Regions from separate parts of the Homo sapiens genome. Here regions 1 and 3 are each linked to region 2. A link is a loop called in an ENCODE intact Hi-C map of the cell type or tissue named here. Cell type or tissue: GM12878. All regions are shown on one strand. Each heading gives the region's core, and the rest is flanking DNA. Links, peaks and the distances in the headings are about the cores only.

Evidence for each region. Hi-C counts contacts between places; a loop is a spot of excess contacts. Peaks named below come from ENCODE experiments on the same cell type or tissue, not always from the same donor. Only the 100,000 strongest peaks of a DNase experiment are listed, where the experiment ranks them.
Region 1: a loop joins it to region 2, with 5 times the contacts of the local background. A loop is called at or near these places in 2 of 110 quality-filtered maps.
Region 3: a loop joins it to region 2, with 1.8 times the contacts of the local background. A loop is called at or near these places in 3 of 110 quality-filtered maps.

Annotation. Positions count from the first base shown.
Region 1 is chr9:3,392,664-3,403,545 of GRCh38, reverse strand. It overlaps RFX3 (regulatory factor X3), which reads left to right. Exons shown (of 17, transcript NM_001282116.2): 2 at 7,950-8,074. The coding sequence starts at 7,958. Among named protein-coding and RNA genes, the nearest start is that of RFX3, 130 kb to the left of the region's middle. RefSeq lists an enhancer at 984-2,515. In GM12878, for the core only: no CTCF peak of the experiment used is centred there; DNase peaks (open chromatin) are centred at 5,012 and 5,195; H3K4me3 peaks cover 853 bases; H3K27ac peaks cover 1,225 bases.
Region 2 is chr9:3,294,172-3,305,053 of GRCh38, reverse strand. RFX3 (regulatory factor X3) reads left to right here. Exons shown (of 17, transcript NM_001282116.2): 5 at 3,434-3,508. Among named protein-coding and RNA genes, the nearest start is that of LINC01231, 120 kb to the right of the region's middle. In GM12878, for the core only: no CTCF peak of the experiment used is centred there; a DNase peak (open chromatin) is centred at 4,993.
Region 3 is chr9:3,359,426-3,370,307 of GRCh38, reverse strand. All of the region lies in intron 2 of RFX3 (regulatory factor X3), which reads left to right. Among named protein-coding and RNA genes, the nearest start is that of RFX3, 160 kb to the left of the region's middle. In GM12878, for the core only: no CTCF peak of the experiment used is centred there; no DNase peak of the experiment used is centred there.

The sequences.
Region 1 (10,882 bases), core at 1,242-9,241, 99 kb before region 2:
ACCTGTATATGTTACCAGTGTGCTGATTAATCATCTTCAGCATTAATCACTGTCATCAGTTATCACAGGAAGATGACTGCTGAACAGTCTACACTATTATCATTCCTTCATTTTTCTACAGATCAATTTAGTACAAAGATTTATTGTACACAGTCATGAGGATTACAACATCAAACCTAAATAAAGAGGCAGCGTTTTTATAATACAGAAAATCATGACTTTTTTTACATTCCTCATTTACTTGATTTATTGATTTGATAAAGCCCTGTGTTTTACAATGAATAAATTTTTCACAAAGATGTGTTTTAAATAAAGAAAGGTTGGTGTTTGACAACAGTTTATAGCTTAACTAGTTTTTTCATTTGTACTGGGTGAAGGCGGAAGAAAGCCAAGTGTTTTATATTCGTAGGTGAAGCAATCAGCTCAATATATTTTTTGTCAGAGTTTTAAGAAATTAAATTTAGTACCTGACTATTTAAACATATATTTAAATGTAGTACGTGACTAAACATATGTTTAAAATACATATATATGTGTAACATATATATGCATTAATAATTTCTACTATGCCCCATCATTGTACATCGTCTTTCTAGAAGATGCCTAATGTCCTTAGGTGTTTTTTTGTTGTTGTTAGAGTTATCTTAATATTGTTCATTATCTACTCCAGAATAGCTGGAATTGTGTACATTTTGTACTAAATTTATGTTAAATGTCAGTAATTTCCTCCCCAAAAGCACTGCTCATTTTAGTTGTCTTAATTTTAATAGAAATCTTAATTGCTATAGACACTATATATGCTACTATTATTTTCCAGCATTTATTTAGGAATGCTGATGCTGAATGAGAGCATTAGTAATAAAAGTATTAAATATAAATATATATAAATATAAATGCTGCAGAACTTCAATTACAATAATTTTGGTTCTATGTTTTAAAAATAGTAATTTTCACCTGCAAAACATTTATTTTTTTCTGTAAATGGCATTTCTGTGATCTTATGTTGAATCAGGTTTCTAATGCTCTTGTAAATAAGTTATTCTTGAATATGGTCACATTTTAGATGTCGTTTATTTTTACTATACCCATTAAGTAACTATCATAATAATTTTGGTTAATTCGGTTCAAGTAGGAATTGGAACTAGCACCTTTTGTCTTTCTATGCTAAGGATAAAGGAAGGAAATTCTCTGTTGAGCTTGAAAATTAAATTACAGGTCTTTGTTTTCTGTACTGAATTTAAACCTGTTACATTCCTCAGTGTTAAAAATAATACAGTAAGTGTAGTGGAACCAAACTTTGCAGACTTTGGTCTTTAGGAGAGCAAATTATTTCAGGATGAAAGACCCCAATAAAAATTAGGTGGATACTACCTATTTTTAAGCTAGCCCAGTAACATAGTTCTGTTTGATAAGTAATTGATTAGGTCAGACTATTAATCCATTTAATCTGGCATGTACATTGTGAGTGATAAAAGGAATCCAACTGTGAATTTGAGTGTATTAAATAATCTTCAGGAAGTTCCACAAAAAACATTTGAATGCCTTAAAACTTGCAATAATGCATGTTTGTTCCAAACACATTTGCTTTGCCTAGGTTTTACCCATCAGGTTGAAGAAATGCTAATCTTGTTCCATTCAGCATCTGGGTTTTTGCAATATCTTTTCCTTCTCGTAGGGGTTAATTAGCCTTCTTTCAAAATGTGGCCTATTTAGCTGTAGATTCGCATGATTCAGCCAGAGCTGGCTGTACAAAGAAGAACCGTTAACAGGCGGGTGTGTCCAACTGCTTAATTAGCCAGAATAAAAAGGTCCTTTGTCAAACAAGCATCTGTTGCTCATGACACACCTGACAGACACATTAGGCGAGGATGACTAGACTGAAATTGTGCATGTCTCTCCTGTAAGAATATACAACTCATTTACATATGGGCTGCATCATTGACAAACTGCAGGGGTTTATTTAGCTTATCAAAATGGATTAATGTGACGGCATTTGTGACTGATAAACAAATATCACTTGAAAGAAGGCTGTGAAGGAACTAAACTAACCAAATTACTCCCAAACATAAACAAAACACCAGAAACCACTGCTGGATGAATGGGAACACCTCAAATATACTCATAAGCTATTATGCTGGGAGTAAAACAAAACCTAAAATGGAGCATGCTAGGGCACTGCTCTCATGTGATGATCCTTACTTTGCAGAAATGTTGGAAGCCTACCAGAATACTATGAATGTGTCAGTGGGCTTAAATGATCTGTTTAGCAAAATTTGGCGGGAGGGTTATATTCCTCAAACATGCTTTAACATTCTAATTAATCTGCTGTTTTTATCAGGTCTTCAGAATTAATCACTAAAAATGCCTCTGGAAAAATACGTATTAGTTGGGTTTTATGGTCTCTGTTGAAAGAGAAGAAATACTTCCTAACTTTGGTGTCAGAGAGAGGGGATGTCTTTCTGTTGTTGTTGGAAGTGTAAATCATGTAATATCGATTGAGAACCCCAAAGATTGCTGTCTAGACCAACAGTCTCTAGCTTTTCTTTGGAAGCCCTATCATCATGATATTGCAAAGCAGTGTATGTACTGGTTGACATCATGTGCTTTAGAGTCAGACAGACATCAAGTGAATTCAGGCTTTTTCTCTTACTAGTTGTGTGGCTTTTGGCAAGTTATTTAATCCATTTGTGCCTCAGTTTCTTTATTTGTTAAATGGGGATAACACCTCCATCAGGGGGTTCTTCTGAAGATTGAACTAGAAAATGTATTTAAAGCACTTAGTGTAGTGCCTGGCACCAGGAAAAAACTATTACATGAGAGGCCAAATTATGAACTTTTCAGTTAATCTGTGGAAGGGATATGATTGATACCCTCTAATGTCATAAAGCTTGGCAAAGAGAGCCTCTCTGTCAAGGCTGAAGATAGTAAAATCAGAGGAAAATGAAATTGTGTCTATGAAGGAAAATGGAGACACAAAAGAGAGACTAAGTTTTTATCAACTGGCATGACCCTATATTCCAAGAGCCAAGTAGATCAGACCTATGAGCAGTAATTTGGGAATAAACAGAACATATACTAGGACTTGGTTGATACTTGATGGGATACTTGGTTGTGCAGGACTAGGCTTTATGTAACAGTTTGGATGTGGTTTATAGGTACAGCTGGAGGCTTGATGGAAAGTTCTCCGTGACTCTCTAGCTTTATGTTTTACAACCATTGTTTTTTACCTATCTTATTTCCCCTACTCTATTCTATAAGATTCCTCCTATTAAGTAGTTGACAACTTTTTCTTTTCTTCCTGTCTCATTCTAAAAATTCATCAGTTTGCCTTTCTTACTTGTCTTTGTGCAGCGTCTGTATGGCCTTCGGTAAGTGATGTAACATCTCTGGGCCTCAGTTAACTCATCTTTAAAATAAGGAAAATCATAGTTTTAATCTAGTGATACATCTATTGATAAAATCACTAGTTTTAATCTAGTGATACATTTCTAGCAGTAAAATGGTCTAAACTTGGGTATTACTTTTCTGTGTAAAATTAATATAAATGTCATCAATATTGTTTCAAACCCAAAAAGCAATTTTCTTTTTTTTTTTTTTGAGACGGAGTCTTGCTCTGTCATCCAGGCTGGAGTGCAGTGGAATGATCTTGGCTCACCGCAACCTCTGCCTCCCAGGTTCAAGTGACTCTCCTGCTGCAGCCTCCTGAGTAGCTGGGATTACAGGCATGCACCACCATGCCTGGCTAATTTTTGTATTTTAGTAGAGGCGGGGTTTCACCATGTTGTTCAGGCTGGTCTCAAACTCCTGACCTCGAGATCTGCCCCACTTGGCCTCCCAAAGTGCTGGGATTACAAGCGTGAGCCACTGCCCCCGGCCCCCTCAAAAAGCAATTTTCTACTTCAATCTTTATATGTAGAAATAGATTTCTGATTACCCTCAAAAGAGTCACAAACTCAAATGCCTATAGAGGCCATTCAATTGAAAAGAGTATAACCATTTAAATAATTTGCCTATAGAACACATAATATGTGCTCACCTCTTTAAAATTTTCAGATGTTTCAAGAAATTCTGGAAATTTGTTTCTTTTTTGTTTTTTGTTTTGAGACGGAGTTTTGGTCTTGTCGCCCAGGCTGGAGTGCAATGATGAGATCTCAGCTCACTGCAACCTCTGCCTCCCAAGTTCAAGGGATTCTCCTGTCTCAGCCTCCATAGTAGCTGGGATTACAGGTGCCCACCACCATGACCAGCTGATTTTTTTTTTTTTTTTTTTTTAAGCAGAGACAGGGTTTCACCGTATTGTCCAGGGTGGTCTTGAACTCCTGACCTCAGGTGATTCACCCACCTTGGCCTCCCAAAGTGTTGGGATTACAGGCATGAACCACTGTGCCCGGCCTGGAAATTTGTTTTTTAGTTCAAAGTTTTCTGATTTTTAAATGTTAGCAATTAAGAATTTTGTAATCACTCTGAGTCAAACAAAACCCGAGTGGGGAGTCAAATGTAGTCCATAGAAGGCCAATTTCCAAATCTATGCCTTTTATCTTCTGATATGCTCTCCCAGGTGGCTTATTGGGAGTTGTTAAGAATTACTTTAAAGGTAGTTTTAATTTTTTTTTTTTTTTTTTTTTTTTTTTATTATACTCTAAGTTTTAGGGTACATGTGCACATTGTGCAGGTTAGTTACATATGTATACATGGTAGTTTTAATTTTTAAAGAGAACTTTTTTCTTTACATTCTTGCATGTGTTTGATCTAAAACAGTTGATGTCAAAGTGTGGGTCATAGACCAAAAAAAGTATGTAGAGTAGTCTGTAATACAATGTATGTGCAAACAAGTTAGACTCTGGAACATTCCCATCCAGCTCTGGGGGAAATAGGAGGCAGATTTAGTGCGAGTGACATCATTGTAAGAAACTCATCTACTCTTAGTTGAACAGCTTAAAGGAGAAGCTATAACTGGCAACGCTGTCTTCCTCATCTGTACACTAAACTGACAGAGGCCACCAGCCATCTTGGAGTTGACAAGAGAGGCTGAAAAAGACCTCACAGAAGATGATATCTAATGTCTGGTTCATTCCTTATTCTTTGCAGAAAAGCATTGCCTCACTCTTACTAATAGTTCCTCTGCTATAGCACAAATGGCATATAAATGTGTAATAAATCAAAGGACCCTGGCTTTTGCTTTCTTTTTTAGGGATTTTTTTTTTTTGTTTCCTGTCTGTGGTAGAAGAAAGAGGAAGAGGCACAGACTGGGTTCTTAATTTGTGTATTCTCTCCCCAAATTTTGAGAACTATTGGTCCTCTAGTAATACTCGTTAGGCAAGAATTTTGTGTAGTAAAAAATAGTGTCATTCTCAAACATTTTTGGTCATTTCTGTGGTCTTAATGCTGGTTCAAAGATTGTGTGTGTGTGTGTGTTTGGAGATCAGTACTACATTTAAATAAACCACCATTTGTGAGATTTCACATAAAAATCTGGACTTTCAGTTTCTTTCGGAAAATGGAAGGAAGTTTCCCACATACTCACAATATGCTGGAGCTGAGCATTAGCTAACCCATCTAGGAGTATTAGCCACTGAATTGATCACTTTCCATTTATTTTGTAAACCCCTAGCCACTTCTGCTCTCTGTGCCTGAGGTTCCTCATTTGTAAATGCAGATTATAGTCATACCAACTGCATTGAGTTGTTACATGGATTCATTTTTAAATTAATAAATATATCAAGCACTTAAAAGAATTCTTAGCGTGTGTTGAACAATCAGTGCTAGTTGTTACTGCTATACCTTTTGCATGTACAAGGTTTATTGTGCTGCTTTAGGGGTTTCACTAACAAAAGAATGAGAAAATAATCCCCTAAAAAGATGCCAATGTCAAAGTGTAGAAAGAAAATTAAGCACAGAGTCAAAGTGAAAAAGCCCAGTCCCAAGTCTACTCCTGTCACCTTGAACAAGTCTCTTAATCTCTCTGGGTTTTAGGTTCCTCGTTTACAAAATAAGAAGAATAGATGCATTGTCTTCAGAGGTCCGTTTCTGAAATTGAATATGATTGAAGGTTTTGGGGGAAAATTAGAAGAAGTCATGCTGTGACAACAGATGCCAAGAGGGGTTAATTTTCTCCTTGAAAAACTGAATACTCTTTCAAAAATTTCTTAGTTAAAAATTAATGTTCACTGTATTTCATATAGATTTAAACTATGATGCAGTGCTTTTCTTATGCTACCAATTAAACACTGTTTCTCTTGCTCCATTCCTCCAGGAAAGAAAACTAGAAATCTGGTCTTTGCTCAATAGCAAGGAAATTCATATTTCTTTTATTGAATGCATAAGTAGTAAAAGGGGATGTCAAGGCCAGGAAGCCGGAGAAAGCATACCTGTTAGAGTAAACAATGGCAGGTCAGGCAAAACTGAGAAACGTGGCATGTTTAATTGTGAATGAGAGAAAGTACATGTCTTTGTTTACAAATCTCATTTACATGATAGTAGTCTCCCTCATCTTTCAACTGTATTAAATGTTATGGATTTGGGGCTATCTTTGTATAAGACTATAATCGAATTTTGATTTTAGTACCATATTATACCATACACAAAATTAGTTAACTTGATTCTTTGGCTAAGTTTAGGGCATATCAGTTGGCTTTTGGATATACGTTAATTGTTTTAGATCACCAAATAGTAAGTTTTAAAGTTGGAAAGGACCTTAGAAATGATTTACTCTATTTATGCAGCCAAAAGACACATGAAAAAATGCTCATCATCACTGGCGATCAGAGAAATGCAAATCAAAACCACAATGAGATACCATCTCACACCAGTTAGAATGGCAATCATTAAAAAGTCAGGAAACAGCAGGTGCTGGAGAGGATGTGGAGAAATAGGAACACTTTTACACTGTTGATGGGACCATAAACTAGTTCAACCATTGTGGAAGTCAGTGTGGCGATTCCTCAGGGATCTAGAACTAGAAATACCATTTGACCCAGCCATCCCGTTACTGGGTATATACCCAAAGGATTATAAGTCATGCTGCTATAAAGACACACGAACACATATGTTTACTGCGGCACTATTCACAACAGCAAAGACTCGGAACCAAGCCAAATGTCCAACAATGATAGACTGGATTAAGAAAATGTGGCACATATACACCATGGAATACTATGCAGCCATAAAAAATGATGAGTTAATGTCCTTTGTAGGGACACGGATGAAGCTGGAAACCATCATTCTCAGCAAACTATTGCAAGGACAAAAAACCAAACACCGCATGTTCTCACTCATAGGTGGGAATTGAACAATGAGAACACATGGACACAGGAAGGAGAACATCACACATCGGGGCCTGTTGTGGGGTGGAGGGGAGGGGGGAGGCATAGCATTAGGAGATATACCTAATGTTAAATGACGAGTTAATGGGTATAGCACACCAACATGGCACACGTATACATATGTAACTAACCTGCACATTGTGCACATGTACCCTAAAACAAAGTATAAAAAAAAAAAAGAAATGATTTACTCTAAATTATATTCTGGTGACATCCTGACAGCCTATAAAAGTGTCAAGAAAGTAGAATTCATGACACTTACATCCAGGTAGGGTTTGTGTTCTGAGAATTAAGAACATTTTGATATAATTTTGGATGATAGTTTATAAAGGGATTTAAACAATTTATAACAAATGAGATAGAAGGTAGCTTTCAATGAAATTTAACCTGGATAGTCTCAGGATAAGAGGTGCTAATGGGAATTTTTTTAAAGAATGTGGATTAGTAATTATTTATAAAGTGGTCAGAATGACCATACACATGCACGGACTGTCATGGTAGTATGTTGGGATAAGAGGTATGAGAGTTGAAAGTTAGTTTCAGTATAGGATTTTAAGAACAATTGTAAGGAAGCTAGTCATGCAGGAGTGACATTTTAAACTTTAATTTCATTTTAATCTATTTCAGAGACCATCATGCAGACATCAGAGACTGGGTCGGACACAGGCTCGACAGTGACCTTACAAACATCTGTGGCTAGTCAAGCAGCAGTGCCTACGCAGGTGGTACAGCAAGTACCAGTACAACAACAGGTAAGGAGCTGCTGCTCTTAGAAAAGATGCTGTTACTTTCATTATGTTGGCTGTCCAACATACCTGTATCCAAAAATTATTTGAACTTTACTGTCTTGCTATGATAGGCATACTTCAGTTTTTAGGTTCATTCAGCAAATGTTTCTTGAGCATTTCTTGGATGTGCCAGGTTCTTTCTGTGCTAGGCTATAGGGATACAAAAATGAATACTCAAGTTATAATCTGTATTCTCAAACAGCCTGTCTTGACTCCTAAAGCAAGTTATTTTTTCTGATATGACCACTCAAAGTTTTCTCCTTCTCTTCTCTCCTCATTGTTTATCACAACTTTCTATTTCTTTCATATTGAAATGTCAGCAATATTATACTTTATTTAGTTGGCTCACAGTAGTACTTAATAGGATGCATGCACCTTCCAGGCAGGGATTTTGCCTTTGTGGTATTTTAGAAAGTGCCTTTGCATTAGGTGGTTGATAAATACTGTTGAATGAAAATAGAATAATCTTCAAGGTCTGGAGATCTGACTCAAGCTATTTAAAAAGTTGGGAGTGAATTCATCATCAGATATTTACTACAGGTCTTATTCATACGCAGGGCAGTTGGCTTGTTTGGAAAGATACTGACAAAGTAATGCTGTTCATGTATGTGGATTGTGAACACACTGGCCTGTGATTTCTTCTAAAGAGTGGTGAGAACATAAGTGAGAAAGATCATATGTCATATAACATTATCTTGAGATTCAAGATTTGCCTATAATTTCTTAGTATTAAAGAGACTCTTTAGCAAACGTTGCTCTTACAATTATAAATAAGTGGTTAGGGAGAAGGATATAGATGGGTTATAGATGATGAAGGACATTTTTATAATTGATAGATGCAAGGTTATATTCTTTACAGGATATAGAATTGGGTTGGGCAGGGGGTGTGCTGCAATCGTACAGAAGTCATTGGCTTTTAGGATAAGTAAAGACATCTGAGATAATCGTCTTGTGTTTGTTTTGTTTTGTTTTTTGAGACGGGAGTCTCGCTGTCTCCCAGGCTGCAGTGCAGTGGCATCATCTCGGCTCACCGCAAGCTCTGCCTCCCGGGTTCACACCATTCTCCTGCCTCAGCCTCCAGAATAGCTGGGACTACAGGTGCCTGCCACCACGCCTGGCTAATTTTTTGTATTTTTAGTAGAGACGGGGTTTCACCATGTTAGCCAGGATGGTCTCGATCTCCTGACCTCGTGATCCGCCCACCTCGACCTCCCAAAGTGCTGGGATTACAGGCATGAGCTACTGTGCCCGGCCATTTTGTGTTTATTTTTTAAACATTTTTAAAAAAATCTTAGCATACTCTGCCATATACACATATACAACTTTCCCATCCCTCAAGCTACCAGTTTATTAGATTGAACTATATATAGTTTTGATCTACAAAAAGTGTTACATGTTTCAATCTATTGCTTATGTTCCTTTTATTTCTTTTAAGCATATTCTCTCTTTTTTAGAATTGTAGATCCAGAGCATACATATGCAGGTTTGCTTTATGGCTAAATTACATAATGGTGGGGTTTGGGCTTCTAGGGTACCCATTACCCAAATAGTGAACATTGTACCCAATAGGTAATTTTTCAACACTTATCCCCTTCCCACCCTCTCTCCTTTTAGAGTCCCCAGTATCTCTTATTGTCATCTTTATGTTCATGTGTACCAATTGTTTAGCGCCCACTTTATTGGTTATGTTTTTATCTTTTTATATATATTTTTTAACCATTAAAAATGAATCTTCACAATGGTGATTTAAAAGGCTCTGTTATTATTAATGCCATCACCAATTTTAAGACTCTGAACCTTATTGAGAAAGGGATAGCTTTTGTCATGTCATCTGAAGAGCAAGTAAAGAACAATTCAGACATTGTTATAACTAACTTTAAAAAGATAACAGTTATCTTTTTAAAGGCAATGTTGAACATTTAACTCACTCTGGTTTTCATCTCTGTAGAAGAATGGTTTTGAGAGAGTGCCTATCACTAACAAGAGTGTGATGGAAATAGTGTTCCTATCTCTGGAAGGTGCCTTCTGTAAACATGAAAAAAAAGTTTTCTTTTTATTGAATTTACATATTATCAAATATTTACACCAGGTCTTAATAGGGTATATAATAGTATAAAGACTCAAAAAACTTAGCAAGGTCTGTTATTTTAAAAAAATGGCCTTTAACCTCCCCCATTCTCCCACAAACCACTCCTCATAGGCAACTACATTGACCTCTTTAAACCTGTTATTCTGATATTTACCTCCATTTATTTAAATATAGTATACTTATTTTACTGCACCTTGATTTTTTAGTTTTAAGCATTTTAAACATTACCTTAGCATGCCCTTCTTTTGGTCCCTAACACAACACACACACACCCTGGCCCACCCACCCGCCCACCCACCCTTCCTGTCCCTTATGTTCTTGACAGATTGAACCATATGTGTTTTTTTAGGTACAAAAACAATAATTTCATGTCTCAACCTATAAGTTATATTTTAATTTCAGTAAATTCAGTAAATTCAGTGCTTATATTACCATGATATATAAATGCTTTTCAAATCCAGCCTTGTAGTAAACAGTGATTACCTTCCTTTCCTGTAAAACTCATTTATTTTTCTTAGATTTAATGACTGTGTTTCTTCTAGTTTGCAGGATTGCCATGGACAAGCCAAACACCAATCTGATTTCTGATCTTTTTTATGTGGTTTATGTGATTTTTTTTTCTCTGAAACTTTGTAGAATATTTGAAATTCCAGTTTTATGAACTTTATGATGATGTGCATTGA
Region 2 (10,882 bases), core at 1,609-9,608:
GTTTTGAATTCAGAGAGTCTGTAAACTAAGAAAATAAATGTGAATTTTGTAGGTGTTCTTATATATATTTTTTCCAAGTAGAGAGTTCACAGTTTTCATTACATCCTCAAAAGGGTTAAAGACTCCTCAAAAGTTAAAGACTACTACTCTTATTTTCTTCCACCTTTCTGAACTATGCTTGTATTTTTGTTACAAGTAGTCTTGTTTGGCATATTAGTCCGTTCTCATGCTGCTGATAAAGACATATCTGAGACTGGGTAATTTATAAAGAAAAAGAGGTTTAATGGACTCACAGTTCCATGTGTCTGGGGAGACCTCACAATCATGGCAGAAGGCAAAAGACTCATCTTACATGGCAGCAGGCAAGAGAGAATGAGAGCCAAGCAAAAGGGGAAACCCTTTATAAAGCCATCAGATCTCGTGAGACTTACTCACTACCACAAGAACAGTATTGGGGAAACCACCCCCATGATTCAGTTACCTCCCACTGGCTCCCTCCCACAACATGTTAGAATTGTGGGAGCTACAATTCAAGATGAGATTTGGGTGGGGACAGAGACATATAATTTGGTAATTATGCATTTATTCATATATATGACCATGTGTATACCCTGTCTCTCTTACTGGATTGTAATGTCTATTGGATTATGAAAAATTTTTGTAATCATGATCTTTTGCACACAACCTTATATATGACAGTCACACAGTTACTATGTACTTAAAAAAGAAAAGAAACTGTTTTTTAAAAAATGTAATCAGGGCTATGATCCTTTCATGAGATTGGAATTCCCTTCAATAAATTTTTAAAATGAATATAATAAATACATGTTAATTTTTTGTATGCTTCTCGGAAGTTCTTATCAGTGAGGTGGTAACTAAATGGCCTGGTTATCCCATTGGACTAATTAATAAGCCTTAAAGATTTCATGAGTATTTAGTATTTGGAAGCCCGTGGGTTTCCAAGTAGGTTCCAACATGCATGCTGAGGCTGGTGTCTTCCTTGTAGAAGAACTCAGTCTTTATTTCTTGCTTGTCCTATCATTCCATATTTCTTCCTTTCCATTCCCCGGGCTACACAAATTCGGCACAGGCCTAAGTCAGTTAGGCAGAAGATTCCTAAAGCCAAAAGAAATACCCCTTTTGTTATCTGTGTTACAAAGTGACACAAAGAAGAACCGAAATTCTGAAGGTCCAAGGCATTCTAGAATGTCAGTGTATCTGTTCCTGGGGAATCCATTTTCACCCACATATTTCCTTGCACCTTTCCAAAGCTCTTAAAAAACTGTCCAGAAATGAGAAGGCCATTTCCTAAAAGCCTGGCCTTCTAGGGAATCATCTGGAAATCTAGGACCACTATAAAATAACAGCTTCAATAACAGAAGCAGATCTCTGACTTTTTTTTTTTTCCCAGAAAAAGAAGTGCTGGTTTATCCAACTGAAAAGTGCTTATTAACAAACTGAGAGCATGGACTTCTCCTTTAGTGTTGCTCAGCAATTATGTATCTGGTAATTTACCTTTCATTAAAAATTATAATATCAAAAGTTACAGATCATTTTATTTATATTTACTAGACTGAAATCTTACCTCAAATTCTCTGCACTCAAACTTTAAAGAAAATATAGGTATAATGGCAAATTAGGGTTTTGAGCAAATTCTTCCTATAAGTGAATTGTAGTCATATGAATCCTTTGACTTGTTTTCTGCTCTGTTTTCTCTTTGAAAAAAAAGCACTTATTGATCATGTTTTAAGAGATGTTATACCAAAGTCCTTTATAGTTTCACAGTTTAACATTTTGGTAAAATGTTTGTTCATTCATTACATTTACATTACTCTTTCTGTAATATATCTCTTTTCATTTGTGCAGTATCACTATTTTCAAGTATAGTGGTAAACTGCATTAACATCCATTCTGGCAGAGAGAATGTTGTAGAAGCCTATGTTTCTAGAAGCCTGTGTTTCTTAGAAGAGAATGATTAAGAAGTTTACTTAATTTTGTTGTCTAAAAAAAGTTAACAGTAGGATAAATTGTATTACATCTTCCTATGAATTAATTTAATATCTATTTTAAGAATTTTTTTATGATTTCTTAACCTAACATACTCTTTTCAGTATTATGTTTTATTAACTCCAGGGAAGAATTAGCAACGTGGGAAAATAATGTAAAATAAAATTAAAGCTATTAACTTCTAAGTTGTTTAGAAGAAAATTAGATTTAATGTTGGTATAATTGATACTGAGTATTTTGTGTATAAAGTGTTTTACCATAAAGAAATTGGAAACTTGGGAGAAAATTAAGACTTTGCTATAGATATTACTGCATTATTTTTCTTTGGGAGGGGGCAGTATGTTAAAATTTGAAGGCATTATCAATTTCCATAGTCAAAGTATAAGAAAGTTAAATATGTTTTAAAGCTCTAAATATTTTTATAACTGCTTATACTGAATTGTTGATGTAATCAGACTGTTAAGAATAATGAAATCAATTTTCTCTCTTAAATTGCATGGTGTGATTTTTTTCTTTTGAATTTAGCTAATATTGTTAATATAGCTCAGTATCCAAATACATGGTGTTCAGTACCTGTTTTTAATGCAACATGCAATACTACCAGGAGTTGAAAGATAGATAACTTTAAATATGAGGTTATTAAGAGTGTATCACATTTATCACTAACACCTGGTACTTAATTAATAATCGTACATGGTATGCTGAGATTTCACAGATTAGAGCTGTTTCTGTGATTGTCCCTTCTCTTTGTTGTCTCTGAATTATTTTCTCTTCTTCATTCCATTTCTGCTGTCATTTCTAATATTTCTGCCTTAACACCACATCGTAAAATATAATGTAGGGACCATCATTTTACTTCTTCATATTTGTTCATACTGATGACCCCCTACTTCCATATTTTAATACAGGATTAATGGAGGGATGTATGGATTTAGTAACTTTTGGACATTAATGAAAGAATCTTTGTTCATTTGCATTAAAATATTAATGCATATTAAACTCAAAATCTGCGGTATGATTTTCCTTTCGTGAGAGAATAGCACTAATATTAAATACTCTTTAGGTGGGAGACGATTTAGAAAGAGAATAGTTACTATCCCATATCCTGAACTATGAAAGTCAAGAATGTTTATTCATAAGAAGAAAAATCCACCAGGGTCCCTGCTCTTCAGGTCTCCATTCTGATTATAATTATGGAATGTTCAAAAAAGGTTTACTTTGTGAATGGGCTTATTATTAGTGTGCATATTTTTATTTTGTTCTCTGGAGGGTGGGGAAGAAGGGGAGAAAACACATTAAGTGGCAACTGTTCATTAACGACCGTTGAGGAAGAAGTTGGACTTTAAAGAATCTATCAGAAATTCTCTGGTCAGCCTTTTATTACTATCTTGTCTTGAGCCCTTTTTTTAATGACATCTATTATCAGATTGAAATGGCGATTGAGACGCTGCAAAAGTCTGACGGTCTGTCCACTCACAGAAGCTCTCTTCTCAACAGCCATGTAAGTTGCCTCTTCTTCATGTACACTAATCTCTTGCTTGTTCTGCATGTGTTGCTTGCCTCTAAATGCTTGTTTTATTTATTTACTTATTTATTTTGCTTCTTAACCTTCCCTTCTCAGCCCCTTATGATCTCTGTGTCATTTAATGGCTATTTTGTACAGTGAAATATCCAAAAAATAGAGTCTCCAGTATAATTTATTAGGTTTCTGTACTCTTTGGGTACAGATATAATATTTTCGAGTTAGTAACAAGTTGCCATGTATTTGTACAAAGTAATAATAGTGATTTTCAATATTTAAAATGTTCCAGTTTGATATTTATTTACTATGAAGCAAATACTTGTAATCTGCATCTCTGTCAAACAGCCATGTCTACTTGCGTGACCAGTAATGTTCTTTAAGTAGAAAAAGGATGATTAATGTGAAATCCAATGATAAACTGTTTGAAAATGATTTGTTTACCAGTAAGACTATGTAAGGTGGGCAGTAAACAACCCCATAGTTGAATTCAGGTCCTAAGACCTAAAGAGAAGTAAAAGTGAACCAAAAGAAAAAGTGAGACTGTCTACAAGCCATAAATTGCTAATAATTGAGATAAAACTACCATTACTATGCCCTGAAGCTGTTTCCTGTTATCAGATGCAGATATCACTATGACACTGGTAAGTGTAAGAAGGGTGATGATAGTTTTGTGAAATTATAAACATTTTTATCAGCTGTTCTCATGTGGGAAACCAATGAAAATGCTGAATAAAAATTTGTTTTGTTAAGATGATTTCTGAATATATGGAAAAAAGTAAATAGACCCATGGTGTAAATTCATTTTAGATATATCTTCTGCTAACTTAACATTAGTGACATTTTAGTTTAGAATTTTCTCCCACAACTGACAATTTGTTCTTAAATTTAGGGATAAAGTATTATGACTTCTTATTTCTTTTTCATATTTTATAACTGAAAAGCTCGATATTGGATCACCCAAATAAGACCATTTTTTTCAATAAACCTAAAACTTTTACTCATAGAAAATGTTTTAACTGTGTTTTTTTTAAGTATTTGATCTTTGAAAAATTTTAATTTTATATCTTAAAATAGCACTAATTACCTCCTTATGTTCTTACACTTTGTTTTTAGATGGGGTATTTTGTCTTGTTTCTTTTTTCAAAGGAAAGTATCATGGAAAACAAAACCAGGTTAGCCAACTTGGAGAATGCCTATAAATTTGGTGACAAATTATACATACAAACTTAAACATGATAGTATATATTCTGGCCCTTCCTTTTGAAAGAGTTTAAGAAATATAAGTTTTTTCATTTCTGAAAATTGGTATTTAGTATGTCACTCTTTTATGTTTCGTAAGTATATTCCTGCTATGTTGGCATGTATCTGTGATTGCATTAAAGGCTGATTTCCTGTATACTACTAGGCTGTGTGTGTCCGGGGGGTGATGATTAACTTATATTTATGCTTTGAAAATGGGAAGTGAAATTGTTCTTCCTTTTAGTCACAAATGTGCAAGGACATAAGAAAAAAAAAAACCTGAAGTTTCCAGTTACCTGTTTCAGCTTTCAGACTTCCAAGTTGTGCTTTCATATTCAACTCAGGGTTCATTTTTACTTGACATGAATAACTTAGTAAAATATGTTATATGTTTAATTTTAAATTTAACTTCAGTTATTCATCTTAGTATTTTTATGAACAATAATGGAAGTATAAGAACATGTTTCTTATATATTTTAAAAATGTATTTGTTGATTTGTTTGAAGCTTTTCAACTGTTAGAGATTTTTAACAATTATTTTTCTTTATAGAATTCATGAAAGAATGTTTAAGATTAATAAATGTTTGAATTAAGCTGCATAAACAATGACAAATATTTATTACTTCATGGCTTCATTTTTTTTATTACATAATATGTCTGATCTTCCATACTGCTAACAACTCCCAGAGACACTTCAGTATGTGGAAAGAGTGGGCGCAAATGTTGATTGTGCAGTGGTAATCTTTCTCCAACTATCCTGATTCATTTTTATTACACCTTGAGGCACAGTGAAGTTCATTCAAAAATATATTTATAGTCAAATATTTAGAAACAAAAATGATTCTACGGATGGTTTATAAACAGTGGAGAAAGGATCAGTGCTTCTACTGACTGATCAGTGAGGTTAGTTTCTTCCTAAACACAGAAAAAGATCCTGTTGTCTTTTTCCTCCCTGGAAAGTTGATGATGCTTTTAATGTTTCTGAGATTTATCAAAAACAACTGGAATTTGCTAGTGCATGCATTCTGGTTGATAACTATTTGCTAAAAGTATTTTACATTCTGTGAATTTAACTGGTGTTTTTATGTTGTGTAGAATTTTTTCAGTGGAGAGATGGAGTTTTTTAAAAAAATTGTTGTTAATATTTTAAATGTTAGTAAACTATGTTACCTTTATTTCTCACTATATGGGGCATAATATAGAATTATTTGAGGTTTGTGGGATTCTTTAAGGTGAACATGAATTCCGCTTTATGATGATTAGTTCCCTGATTTATCACTGTCTCCAAAGGATCAATTTTATTATGTAAAAACATTGGGAGAAATTATTGATAATAATTTGCATCCCGTATTTTACCTGTTTCTAAGGAGAGGTGTTAATCATGACTTTTGGGTGAAAAGTCTATTCTCATTCTATTTTGGAATATGGATAAGCAAAGACTTCCTATTTTCTGTTTCTGTATTTGCTTATTCACAGTAATTTTAAAAACTCTTATTAGGACTAAATAAGATAAATAATCCCCTCAGCAGAATCCAACTTGATTGCTTTGCTTTACACCTTTCCACACTTTAGAAGATGGGGTGAGGTATTGAATTTTCTACCCCATTTTCAACATATTCTTAAGAGAATTAACATGGTGGGAGTTATTTTAGTACCAGCATCTCTAATAGGCATTTAGTAAGTATTTATTGCAAGTGGTAGTTCCAAGAAAGTAAGGATTTTTGTATGTTTTGTTCACCAGTGCATCCCTAGTGCCTAGAACAGTGCCTGGTACATAGTAGATACTCACTAAATATTTGCTGAATGAATAAAAAGAAACAATAGAAGGGATCAGGCCTTATGTTACCTTCATTATTTAGGAATTCTAGGATGCCTTTGCCAATCATGTGTACATTTATTGTATTGTTTCTTTTCAAGTTTGCTTCAAGTAGATATATATGTGAACATCGTTGGTAAAGGGTGGTCTTCTTCTGGTATACCATCTGAGTAAAGAATGTATGGTCACTCAATTATTTCTCTATATGCAGCCTTCAGTTTAAGAGTAAATAACTCTTTTTTTCCTCTAAACAATCTCATCTTTTAAAAAGATCTTGCCAAGAGTGACTTTGTTTTTCTCCTGGTATTTTAGAATGGTACTTTAGATTTGGTTTTACAGAATTCTATTAGTCTAATAATTTTTTATTTAAATATTTTTGTTTCTAATTTTTTTATATATGAAGATGCTACAGTATGAGATGTATAGTCTGCCTAAATGAAATTAAAATATTTAATTCTTTTCATTGCAGACAAGATTATTTTATACTTTTTCTTGGTGTTAATTAATATGAATTAGTATTTAATGGTTGTGGTGTGTTCACTTATTTACAAACTACTTATTTTACATTGTAAATTTGAATTCAGAAATGTTGTTAATTGTTCCCAATAATCGCATGAAATTTAAGGTTGTACATTTCTTTAAAATTCCATTTAAAGTTTATGAAAAGCTCTAGCCGTCTATTTTATGTACTTCTCACAATCTAGCAAATAATTATTTCCTGTTGTTTGCTGGTTTTAGCTACCAAAATACATTTAGCTCAAAGCAAAACCTTGTTTTTTACTCACTTTTCCTTGACTTTGCTGTATTGTAAATATAAGTTATTACAGAAATAAGGCCTGTCAAAATGCATATCGTTAGTAAACTGAACTTAAAATGAATCCTGATGGGTAATAATCCATCTGGGAAAAAATGACAAATGTTACATTTAGATGTTAATTGGGCAATGCAATATTTATTTCTTTTTATTTGTCAATCAGGATTTCCCTTTGGGAAAAACAGGAACCATTCATCTTTAGTCTATCTTGATTAATACAGATTAAATGCAAAGGTTGAAAGATGCAATTATCTTCGTTTCCACCATTAAATGAGTGTATATTAGTTCATAAGTAGAGTAATCAAGTTTTAAAGATAAAGGTTAAAAGTTCCTATGTTATTTTATGGGCTTTTGAAATCATTCCTATGGTATTTTATGGGCTTTTGAAGTCAGCATACATTTTACAAGACATTTTATAAAAGAGCAAAAGATATAATAATTGTTTCGTTCTAAATTATTGAATGTTAAGATTGGGGAATACTAATGTCCAAATACATTGTATTAAAGACAAAACCCAAGAAAACGATATTTAACAGGCATTAACTTCCCTTGGGTAGCTCATGGAGCCTGTGCCTTTAGGTTGCACTTAAACTTACACAAAAACTTAACTGCCAAGTTTCTCTTACAGTCAAAGTAATGCTTCCTAATACTATGTTTTAGACACAAATGTCTGATTTATAATTCCATCACTGTGTCAAAACGTAAAAGTTAAATACTGGCGTATAGGATGGAGATTATAATCCCCAGCCACATCTCAAAGTCTTGTCTGGTGGATCCTTTTAAATCAATTTCTGTTAATACAGTGAATTTCTAGGCGATCTAGCCCGAGGTGGGTTAGTTTTTGGCAGTCTTCCTAGCTGGGACCTGCAGGGCTACAGCAAAGCCATCTCCATCCTTTCAGGGCTTTTACCTCCACTTGACTTCCTTATTCTCTCTCAACCTGCTCTCCAGGCATCTGGCAAGGAATACAGTTCCTCCTTCTGCATACAACGGGTAGGGAACAAAACGTAGCTTTGCTAGTGTCAAAGTGATAGTCATCAAAATACCTGTTCTTGTACCATTTTTCAAACTAACTAGTGATTTATATAAATATATATGTATATGCATATATACATATAAACAAACTGATTTTTTGAACTAGTTTAGAAATGAAGAATTTAAACAGAATTTCTTCAGTTTAAGAATATAAACTATATAAGAAGAACAATCAGTTTATAAAACGGTGCAGATTTTTTGACTTACCTAGCCATTTCAGTGGCCTGCATAGCCAATCGAGTAAAAGCTTCACTTCTTGTAAATTATTCAATTGGGATATAAGTAATATCATTTAGGCTTCTAAGTAGTTTGTGCCAACGTTTGCTGTAATTATCTCACTATTTCTATGAAAAGTTTTCTTTATGAAGAGTGGTCTGATTAACCCATATATATATATAAAAATGTAAATATACCATTGGACTCAAAATATTTTATATTAAACTTTAATATTTGTACTAGCTTTTACTTTTATAAAAGGTAATTTACAGTATCCTTCAAATATTCTATTATTGGATTTTCTTTTTCAAATTTTGTAGTAAAAATTTTAATCTACAAGATAATTCCTATGATCATGAAAAATAAGTAAGCTCTCATTTTTACATGTTTGTCTTATTTTTAAGTAATTTAATGTTGCAAGAAGACTAGTACACAAGTAGGGCAGTTTTTTAAATGTTTTATTTGTTTCTGGTTAATTAAAATTTTTTTAATTTGCTTTTATCAGACTAAAATTACATCAGATCTGTTTTTATTATTTGTATACTTTTGGTTGTAAAGTTCATATTATAAGATTGACTAATTCCATTTCTTTAAAAAAATGCCCTTTAAATGAAGATTTTTCTATATGATATGTCTTCTGTTCATTAGCAAAGGAAGCAATATTGAGTTCTTTACTCAGAACAAATCATGCTATTATACCTTTGACAATATGCATTATTTTATGAGGATATGTAGATGTACTTACAAACATATCTTTGGCATTTTTAACTTACACATATTGTGTGTTCCATGCTTGTGGATGTGGAAACTTCATTAGTTTAGTTGAAAAATACTACTCTGTTTCAAAAAGTATTTACATTTTTTATGTCTGCCTTTCCAGAATTTTTTTCTTTCGTGTCTTCTTTATAGTCCTTGATATCAAGAACCTATATGCCCTTCTTTAATATATTAAGACTGCCACTAGAAGGTGGTCAACCCTTGCTCTGTCTAGTATATGTACACAAAACAAGAACCAGCACTGTTGTACAATACAGCTCACTAGGGCTGCCATAACATCACTCAAGTGCTTCCCAATCTCAATCATTTTACCAAAGCATGTGGATAAAATATATGAATCAGGATTTTATTGCTGCATTTTATGTGTAGTCTCCCTCAGCTATACTTAAAACTAATAAAGTCTTAAAAAAAAAACACTAAAGAGACATGCTGTCCCCCTGTTGTAGGCAAAATACTAATTTGAACCTCAGTAACTTAATTTCCCAATCAGACTGCCTTATCTCTTTTATACTAAATGAATATGTGTAGCAAACCTATTCTGTGTGTCACTTAGAATACTCAGAAATCATGTTTAAGCGCCCCTGGAAAACTTGTTTACTGACAATCAAGTTATAGATGATTCATAACAAAAGAATTATTTTGGCCTGTAATACTTTTATGTCATTGTAAAAACAAATGTTTATTTTGTGTAATCTTTTTAAACTTCTATAGGTCAGCCTTGTATATGTTAAGAGGTATTATGCATGTTTAAATGTGCATATTCATTCGTATATGTGTCCTGTGAAGGACTTCAAGTCTTTCTGATCAAAATCTGAATTTTATTTTTAAAAGTACTCTGGTTTGTCTTGTAGATTTGGTGGCTATGTTTTCAAAGCCAACTATCAATATGGGTTTAATGACATAAGTTTAATTACATAAACATCATGTAGGAATATTTGACATTAAAATGGTTTTTGGAAATTCAGTTGTCATGACTAAAGTCAGTAATTCTGAAAATATTTTTAATGAATTTTTAAATTAAAAGTCTGAAAATTCAGGTTCTAAGTTTGATTGCAAATCTTAAAATATGTAAGTAAAATGGAGAAATTTTTTATTTATTTAAATGTCCATATTATTTTTAGCATTTCATTGGAAATTCCTAGAGGACAAGGATGAGATCACATTCATTTTTGCATCACTAGATGCCTGGCACATTACTTGGCTCATGGTTGGTGCTCAATAAATGAATTCTTTGGCTTCTATAATTTATAATAACTTGAATTGCAAGTTAAATGTCAGCTCTTTATTACACCTGTCTTACATATGGCATGAAAATTTTTGTTGACACAAGTAATGTGAAATATTTACTGCTTTTGTGAAACATTGGTCTGGAGTAATCAGGAAATGTGAATTGGAAACCAGACTCAGGCATGGAGACAATATGTGACTTTGAGAAAGTTATTTAAGTCTATTTCAG
Region 3 (10,882 bases), core at 1,383-9,382, 65 kb before region 2:
TAAGTATTTTGTTCAGTTTTCTGAGGATAAATAATTAATATTGAATTGAACCCTATATATTACCTATGTGTACTCATTGGATAACTTGCTCTAGGGATCATTTAATTTTTTTTTTTTTTTTAATAATTTGAAACATCCTAACCAGCAGTCTTAAAAAAACTGCTCTGGGCTGGGCGTGGTGGCTCAAGCCTGTAATCCCAGCACTCTGGGAGGCCGAGGCGGGCGGATCACGAGGTCAGGAGATCGAGACCATCCTGGCTAACACGGGGAAACCCCGTCTCTACTAAAAATACAAAAAAAAAAAAAAAAAAATTAGCCGGGCGTAGTGGCGGGCGCCTGTAGTCCCAGCTACTCGGGAGGCTGAGGCAGGAGAATGGCGGGAACCCGAGGGCGGAGCTTGCAGTGAGCGGAGATGGCGCCACCGCACTCCAGCCTGGGCGACAGATCAAGACTCCGTGTCAAACAAACAAACAAACAAAACAAAAACAAAAAAACAACTGCTCTGTAAATCTAATTCGTCATTAATTGAGCCCCAAATTAGTCATCAGCAATTTGTGATCCATTTCTTTAGTCATTTGTTCTTGGCTTCAAAATATCATTTGCTTTCGCTAGTGTAAAAGTATTCTTTAAGTAATTATCTGATTTGTTGTCAGTGCTTACAAAGCTTTCTTACATCTTCAGAAGCAGTCCTTTTATGGTAGAATTTTAATTTCTACCATTTCAATTACTTTTATTCTTGTAAAATAGCATATGGGTGGAGGTATGAAGTAAGAAAGTCATGAAATAAGGAAAAATAGAACTCCTTTATTTGGAAATTTCTATGGTCTGAATGTTTGTGTTTGTGGACAAAATTTATATACTGAAATCCTTACCCCCAAAGTGATGGTATTAGAAGGTGGGGATTTTAGGAAATGATTAGGTTATGAGGATGGAGTCCTTATGAATAGGATTAGTGTACTTACAAAAGACAACCTAGAGAGACCCCTGTCTCCATCCACGTGAGGACATAGGAAGAAGGTCAGTCTATGAGCCAGAAAGCAGGCTGTCATCAAACGTTGAATCTGCCTTGATCTTGAAATTCCCAGCATCCAGACTGTGAGAAATAAATTTCTGTTGTTCGTAAGTTACCCAGTTTTTGCTGTAGCAGACTGAACGGACTAAAACGAATAGTTCCAGCACTCTTCACTGTCTTCCTATCTTTTTCTCCTGGTGTGCTATTTGCCTTTGTGATTTTTTCCTTGGAAGCTCAAAGCTACTTGTCATATTTCAGTTTGTATCTGCCTCCTTTCCTTCACCAAATCCTTATTAAGGATTCCCTCTGTACTATTAATAGCAATTGTGATAAGTAGTAAAGAAGAAATAGACATTGTTCCTGACTTTATGGAGCTTACTTACAAAATAAAATTATCTTTCTCTCGTCTACATCAGAATTACCACTGTTTTTGCAAGGAAGCTAGTTATACTAAGATGTAAGTGGATGACAGAACATTGAAATTAACTCTGTCATCCAGTTCACATTATAAACTACAGTACTTAGGAGTCATTCTTTGTTGAAGGGTTCCAGGCAGGTGGGTGATAGATTTTAGGTGGCTAGGCATTCCCAGTGACTGTCAGTTGACTGAAACTTGTTACAGCAATGTGCAGGGACACTTTGGTAATTAGGTCAATAATATCTTTTGTTTACTAAGCCAAAAACCACGGAGATGTCAAAGAAAATCAGTTAAGGAAATGATATCCCTGTCTATCTTATTGGTAAGACCATTTTCTTATCTTTAAATTATTTCAATGCCCTTTTACTTTTCTCTATATTTTTTAAGATTCTAAAACTTAACTATGTTGTTCTCAGTCCTCTTGAAATTGAAACCATTATCTTTAATATTCACTAATTTTTTATTGCTTTACCTTATTTATTCTTTTGTTTTAAAAATGTCATACAAGTGCCAAAGGGAACACATTTTACTAAAAAGGATTCAGATAGAATAGAAACACACAAACAAAGTGAAGCTTATTTTATTTTGTCTTGTCATCCTGGTATCATTAAAATTTTCTTTCAATATATCTTTTTTTAAATTATATAAATCAGCTATATATCAGTTTGGATTTCTCTAAACTGCTTTCAGAGTAATATTTCTTAGAGTATGATAAGTTTTAGAAAGGTAATATATTATGCAATAAATTGCATTTTCACTTAGAGGCAGAAGATCAACAGTGGAACAATTTATGCTAGTGGAACTGAGATTGTGGATTAATTCCTATTTTACCAAAATATTGAATTCTCTTGTAAACATTGTAGTCACTGCATGTATGTAGCTAAAATACTGAAATAGCTCTGGTTATCTTATATATCCTAACCTCTTGTGAAATAGATTTTCAATTCTAGGGATTGATGATAGCATTCTCCTAAATTTTCATGTGATACTTTACTCATTGACTTTGAGATTTCGTCTTGTCCTTTGATATTTTTAGTTTTCAATTTGCTTGTAACTTAACTATTCGAACTTTTTGAGGAAGAATTATCCTTGTATTTCACCAAAGCCTTAACATTTAGCAGGAAATTAAGGATTTAGGTTGTTATGTGTGTTACTCTTAATTAGGGAATGTCAATGAAAGTAAAAGCAAAGAAAGGGGAAGTGGTTCCGAGTGTATTTCCTTTTCCCTGGGGAATTCTGAAAACCCATGGAGGTGTAAAATGTTGGTAACAATTCCTTTGGACTCTGTCTGGATTAGTTTCTTCTTGCTGTGTATCAAATTACAAGGATGTAGTAGCTCAAAACAACACCCACTTATTATCTCACAATTTTTGGAGGTCATAAGTCTGGGGGTGCTTGATTGAGTTCTCTGTTCCATGTCTCACAAGACTGAAAGTAATGTGTCTGTCACATGGGGCTTTTGTTTAGAGATCCTGGGGAAGGATCCATTCCAAGCTCATTGAGTTACTGGCAGAATAGCAGAACTAAGGCCTCTGTGTTATCTTGTTGGCTGTCTGATGGGATCTGTTCCCCACTCCTAGAGGCTGCCTGCTTGACTTCTCTTGTAGCCCCTCCATTTTCAAAGCAACAATACGGCCTTATGTATTGACTCTGACTGCTGCCACCAGCCAGAGAAGCACTCCGCTTTTAAGGACTCATGGGCTAGAGCAGGCCTACTCAATTTTAACGTCAGCTGTACCATATAACGTAAGATAATCATGGGAGGTATTTTTCATTGTATTCACAAGTTATAGGAATTAGAGTTTCTAATCTTGGTTGAGGGGGAGGCATTTTTAGAATTCTCCTTACCCTACCACTTTGAAATCTATTATCAATCTTCATAATACTTTACTCATAGCCAGTGAGGTAGAGTGAAGCATATAACTCACATATGAAAGGGCATTAAGAAGGCCTAAATTTTAAAATGAGAGTTTTGCTACAAAGGATATGGGGAAACTACTACTTTTTTGAGTGGGAATGCTCCTTATTATAAATAATTCATTTATCTCCCAAATGCATGCATGATTTCAATGCAATCCAACTGAAACACCCAGATGACTTTTGAATGTACATAAGAATAGCCAAAAAGAAAGAAAGAAAGAAAGAAAGAAAGAAAGAAAGAAAGAAAGAAAGAAAGAAAGAAAGGAAAGAAAGAAGAAAGAAAGAGAAAGAGAAAGAAAAGGAAAGGAAAGAAAGAAAAAAAAAAGAAAAGAAAATTTGCCAAAAACAGACTAGTGGTAGAGAAAGAACTTGTTTTATTTAATCTCAGAAGATACTATACAGTTATGGTAATCAAAACTGAGTGATATCAGACCAGGAATAAATAAGCACATCACTGTATAAATGAAAACTTAGTTCATTATGTTCTTTAATAGTAAAATAGTTAAATAAGTTAAGCTTCGTCTATACTATGGAGTACTCTAAAACCAAAGTAGTTGGTGCGTGTATGTATGTGCAGACACACACGTATACACGCACTTGGAAACAGCTCCAAAGATGTATTGTTAAGTGCAAAAAAACAAACAAGAAGTAGGAAAACACACATATCTCACCTAGGTTCCTATACTATATGTACTCTCCTATAAAAAGACACTGCATCCGGGGCATAAAATGCTCACCTATGGTGTTTCCCTTGTATTTGTGTTGGGTCCTGTAGCATATTCTCAATAGTGAGCTATGAGCAACAGTACCATGTATTATTTGTGAGCCAAGACATTTAGGAGCTAGTATGCTTCTACAATCTCTCAGCTGCTGCGAGCCTACATCACAGTGACACAACTAAAAGGTGGTGGAACCTCTGTTAACCAGGGTCCCCAAGTGAGCGTGTGGAGCAGGGCCCGCTGCACCACTGACTGCCACACAGACAGCCTCCCAGTGGTAACTCCTAAGTTAGAGAGTTAACTTAGAAACATTTTCTAAGTTAGAGAGGTAACTTTGGAGTTACCACTGGGAGGCTGTGTGTGTGGCAGTTAGTGTTAACTCTCCTAGTTAGTGTAGACACAGTTAAACACATGAGGATGAAATTATTGGTAGGGGGTTGGAGGATTGTATACCATTATCTCTGTGAAGTGGAATAGCAGGAAGTGTGAGCATAAAGGATGCAGTTGCATTTTACTTGGATTATTTCTTTGTTGTCTGAATACTTTATGAAACTGTGTTTATATATAAGTTTTGTTATCAGAATACTGGGATCAGTAAAATGCAGTTCTCCTAAAAAGTAGGTAATATATTAGCAGTTTGCTTCAAAATTAACTTTACCCTTGCTAGAGGAGTATTATGGTTGCTACTCTTTTTCTTTTCTTCAGGGATTTAGATGAATAGTAAGTTGATACAATGAAACAGCTATTTTTGTTTTAATTCATGCATGAAATGTAAATCTCTAAAGTAAAAGTCTTTTGTTGGTGTCTTTATGAAGAGTATAATTTATAGTGTATGATGTGCAGTGCATTATTTTCTAATATTCTGTCTTTTGCAAACTACCTCATGATTTTTTGCTTTATCCAAGATGCCCACTATATTGTTACTTTTTTTTTTTTTTTTTTTGAGATGAGTCTCTCTGTCACCAGGCTGGAGTGCAATGGTGTGATCTCGGCTCACTGCAACCTCCACTTCCTGGGTTCAAGCGATTCCCCTGCCTCAGCCTCCTGAGTAGCTGGGACTACAGGCGTGCAACACCATGCCCGGTTAATTTTTTGTATTTCAGTAGAGACGGGGTTTCACCATGTTGGCCAGGATGGTCTCGATCTCCTGACCTTGTGATCCACCTGTCCCGGCCTCCCGAAGTGCTGGGATTACAGGCGTGAGCCACCACGCCCGGCCTGTTACTTTTTTTACTTAACTGTTTTCTATAAAATTACTTAAAAGAATTAATTTAAAACAAAAACTTTGGACCTAAAATGAAAAGCCAGCATCTCTTGACATAAATATAAGATTTATCTTATATTCATAAAACTGAATATAGTAAAAATTAAATAATACTTATGAGATATGGCTAGCTGCATTTGCTTAAAAAGACCCAGTCCTAAGACCTGCCTTCTCTTAAAAAGTGAAATTATTCTTCAATAGAACGTTGGTTAAGCTTAAGAAGGCTTCAGTTAACATACTGAGGATTGTAGAACCATATATTTCATGGGGATATCCAAACCTGAAGTCAGCAAATGAACAAATCTACAAGCGTGGTTATGGCCAAATCAATAAGATGCAAATTGCCTTGACAGATAACATTTTGATTGGTCAATCTCTTGGTTGAGCATCATCTGCCTGGATGGCATCAACCAAGATATGCCACATCTTGGCATCAACCAAATATGGCATCATCTGCCTGGAGGATTTAATTCATGAGATCTATACAGTTGGAAAGCACTTCAAAGAAGCAAATAACTTCCTGTGGCCCTTCAAATTAACTTCTTCAGGAGTTGGAATGAAGAAAAAGACCGCCCATTTTGTAAAAGGTAGAGATGCTGGCAATAGGGAAGACCAGACAAACAGTCTTGTTAAATGGATGAGCTAAGGTGTATCCCATGATTATTTTTGTAACCTAGTCAATTACTAAAATGACTGCTTTCAAATTGAAAAAAAAAAGTGAAATTAGTAATTGTTATAGATGGTAAATGCTGAGACCTTGTCCTTGAAAAAACAGAATGATTTTAAAGAGAATTGAAAATGGGCTGGGTGCAGTGGTTCATGCCTGTAATCCCAGCACTTTGGGAGGCCGAGGCCCGCAGATCATGAGGTCAGGAGATGAAGACCATCCTGCCCAACATGGTGAAACCCCGTCTCTACTAAAAGTACAAAAATTAATTGGGCATGGCAGCACACACCTGTGGTCCCAGCTACTCAGAAGGCTGAGACAGGGGAATTGCTTGAATCCGGGAGGCGGAGGCTGCAGTGAGCTGAGATCGTGCCACTACACTCCAGCCTGGGTGACAAAGTGAGACTCCGTCTCAAAAAGAAAATGGAGTTAAGTTTTTAGTATATGATTTATTGTTACTTAATGTCTTGCCTTTGTACTACCAATATCATTATTCCCATATTTGGGGAAACACTGGTATTGTGGGAGGAATTCTAGGATTAGAGTCAGAAGATCTGGAATCACTGCCAGCTGACACCATGTCTTTGAGTTGTCATTGTATCTTTGTACTTATGTCACTATTTATAAAATGGAGATAAAAATGCCTACCATTTTTACTTCACCTTAGGATTTTTGCAAAGATCAAATGCAATATTATTGCATATCACTATTAATAATAGTGTTAGCACTGGTTTAATAATCATGTATAAGTAAGAAGTTCTGCTATTTAGACTATAGTGCTTTGGCTGCAAACAAATAATTCATTCTTGTAATTTCCAGTTCTATACCCTGAAAGAACCGACATCTTTATTTAACTCTCCTGTAAATATGCATAATATCAATAGACACCGGGAGTAAGTATGAATCTGTATCTATGTATTCACAGCAGAAAATACATTTAAAGTACATATTCTTATGGTCTCTCTAGAGTTGCCAAACTTAATTTTCTGTAGTTAGATATTTTGATGTGCTGCATACATTTATTGATATTTTATGTTTCTGTAGTTTCATTTATTATTAGAAAGACTAGAGGAGCCTCCTGTTACAAAGAACTCTCCTAATACTGCAGTAAGCTTGACATCTTTAGCTCATTTGCTCTTTCTGGTCACCACAGTATTATTTAGTAAATGCTTTTCCCAATAAATTATTACTTAGTTTAGTAGAATCTTAGCATTGGTAGGCTCTGCTAGGACCCAAGGGAAATAATGCTTAATACAGTGTTATAATCCTGATAAAATGCTACTCACTTTGTAAGAAGTAATGGTTGCTATGTTCCTTTGGATTCACAAAAATAGGTTTATGTATTTTATGTAATATCTATCCTGTTTTGTCGCTGAGAAATTATTCTAAACTAAATCTTTCCTGAGTAACATTCCTGCTCCCAGACACACTCCCCCTCTCGCCTTTGAAACCTGCTTTACTTCTTCCAAGTAGCTTCTGCTCTTTGATGCCAGTCTATTTTGGGAGAAATAAATGGTAGGCATCTAGGGATGATTTATTGAACTAATTCACTTCCATTTAATTCCTCCTTTCTCAGATGGTCACAAGGTCAAGAGAGCCAGGACCCTACTGCTATGTTAGCCTTCATATTATTCTTCTCAAGAAGTTCAGGCATAACACTATTACACTTATGCTGTCCTCACAAGTTAGAGTTGCCTATAGCAATCATGTAGTTTTAGTAAATAATTCCTATAAAGCATAAGTTTCATGTTTAACTGCAACCCTGTATAAGAAGCAGGCTTTTGATGTTTATTGGATTTGAACCTGCTGGAAGCATCTGTTAAAGTCTAATGAAAGAAAATTATATCCAAAGAGCTAAGACTTTCTGAAAAACAGAAGAAGCTACACAGTTTATAAGTGATAGGGTCATCTACCACAGGGGCAATGAGTGAATTTATAATGTAAATAAACAAATTCTGTTTTCTACATAAAATGAATTCTGTCATTTAAATTAACAATACAATATTTTCTAATCTTTGACATTCATCACATTCTTTGACATGGAAGGGCTACCATTCCTAGAAGATTCACAGCAACTTTGTAATTAACATTGAATATGCAAGGAAGTCCTTTGTAAATTAATGTTAAAGATCCAGGGAATCTCCTGGCTCTTGCTCAATAAACACAGTGAGAGAGAATTTAAGTAATATTTTTTCCAACCCCCTTAACCATGCTTTTTGTTCTCTGTGATCCTGTGCTCATGAAGTATAAACATCCTTACCTACAAATTATACCAAACATTCATAATACTTGTAGAACTTGTTTTTGGCAAGATTTATTAAATAGCCTGTGACTTATTTTATTTTATTTTACTTTATTTTTGAGACAGGGTCTTGCTCTGTTGACCAGGCTGGAGTGCAGTGGCACAATCATGGCTCACTGCAGTCTCAACCTCCCGGGCTAAAGCAATCCTCCTGCCTTGGTCTCCTGAGTAGCTAGGACTACAGGTGGGTGTCACCATGTCCAGCTAATTTTTTATTTTTTGTAGAGGCAGGGTCTCCCTATGTTGTCTAGGCTGGTCTTAAACTGCTGGGCTCCAGTAATCCACCCATCTTGGCCTCCGAAAGTTCTTGCAATTTATTTTACTTTTTTTTTTTTTTTTTTTTTCCTAAAGAAACAAGGTCTCACTATGTTTCTCAGGCTGGTCTTGACCTCCTGGGCTCAAACAGTCCTCCCGCCTCAGCCTCCCAAAGTGTTGGAATGAATACCGTAGCCTCCCAAAGTGTTAGAATGAGCCATTGTGCCTGGTGCCTACTTTTAACCAAGACTGAAAAAGCTGTTTTCAGGTTTATGATTTCTATTTTCATAACCCTTGCTTACAGAGAAAATCAGTTTTTCCCGTATGCTTTTTCTTTTCTTGTGTCTTCCCTTCTAGCATATCCGTACTGTGCTTTTGACTTTTTTACTTCTCTTTCCTCAATTGCTTCATTTCCCTGTGGTTTTACTGGGCCAGAAATACCGACTGAGTTCTATTCCTTCTCTTTTCTCACAAGGTTACTTTTGTAATTAACCTCCCTGCTGCTACTCTGGATGTCTTCCTTCTCCACTGTCCTTTTATTAATAGCTGTTATAATGTGGGTCCTTTTTCCTTCTGTTTCACATTTAGTCAGTCACATAGCAGCCTCTACCGTAACTGTTCTAATATCCCATGTTTTTAATCTGCTAAGAGCTCTCCTATTTCTTGTAGGTCTATTAAAATGATCTTAATACAGTTTTTGACATTTCTGAAAACTAAGGTTTGAAATGTTTGGTGCCAACCAAATGTGTAAGAAATGCTCTTCTGTGTGAAAGGCAATGAAGGCCTTGACATAATAAAGAAATTTTTACAAAGAGACTAGTATTGTTCTTAGCTGACTAATAAGCTTAACAATTATAAATGAACTCATTTACTATTGAAAAGGATTTCTGTTTTGAGGTGTGATTCATTTTATTTTTCTTGAAGCACATCCGAAATAACATATTGTATAAATTTGTCCTCAAAATATACTAATTGATTCTGTTGAGCTAGCACGTTTTCCTGTGGTATATAATTTGTTTTGGTATTCACTTTTTTAAAAAATAATACAAATTACAAAAAAAGTACACAAAATTAGCAAATGTATTTGTAATAGAATATTTGAATAGTAATATGAGGTGCTTCCATATATTTAAATATGCATCAGTAAGAGAGTGTTAAGTTTTTTAATTCATCTAGTGTTTATGAATGTAAATACATCATGCATATATTTATATTTGGGGGATAATTTTTTTTCCCTTCAGTTGACAGAATAAATTCTGGTACAGAATGTTATTACAGTCAGACTTCATTGCTGCCAACATACTGATGTGTACTAGGTAACCATTTAAAAATTAACTCAAGGTCATTTTAAACCTGATATGGTCAGGTCATTTTAATTCATTGAACACTTAATTAGTGAAATTGCAGATTATTCCTGCTAATTCCACCTTTGTTCTTCTCTTTTCAGTTCACATTTTGCCCATTTCACTGTTTTTTTTTAATTTTAAAGTAGTGAAAAATATTTGTTTATTCTCTTTGGAAATATTTCTGGGAATTTATTTTGGGAAAGGCAATGAAATTGAGATGATTAATTTCATAGAGAGTTTATTTAATTATCTCTTCTCTAAGTGCTTAGATAGTACAAATAGTAAATGTGTCAGTTTAAAGACTTCACAAAGATGGGTAGAAAATAAAATTATTGGGGATGGTAATGAAATGACTACAAGATGCTGGTTTCCCCATCTCTTTTAGAAATGCTAACCTGAATAGTTCCTGCACTAAGATAATGGCAACTAAAATAGAAAATAAGCTTGTAATAGATAACTTAGTAAATATTTGAACAAAAATTAATGTTTAACATAGTAGCAACTAATATTTGAACAATTTGAATCACATTTGATCATTTTAGAACGAGAAAATAGCATGCAACTTTACTTTAAAATTTCACCTTTGGTTTTTAATGATACACTAATGGTATTAAAAGTGATCATATCAGTTCACTTTGAAAAAATAAACATTTTTTTCATTATTTAAAAAAATACACATCCCCATTTAGAAGATTCTACCAATTTTATAATATTCTCTGGGCATTGTTTGTTATTGAATAATTATTAAATATAGTGTGTTTTCCCCGTGCTGAACTCTGGGAACATACCAACAAATATAAAAAATGTTGCTGCTCTATATGTGCACTTGGGCCAGGGCTAGGGATGGGCTGGAATTCTCTTATTCTCATTTCCCATCCTGTGTCTGGGTGTATACATCCTGATAGACTGGCTCTGTGGTCACAGTTCTCTTCCTGGACCTGACTGACTTTACTTTGGGTAGAAGAGAGCATAGCTATGG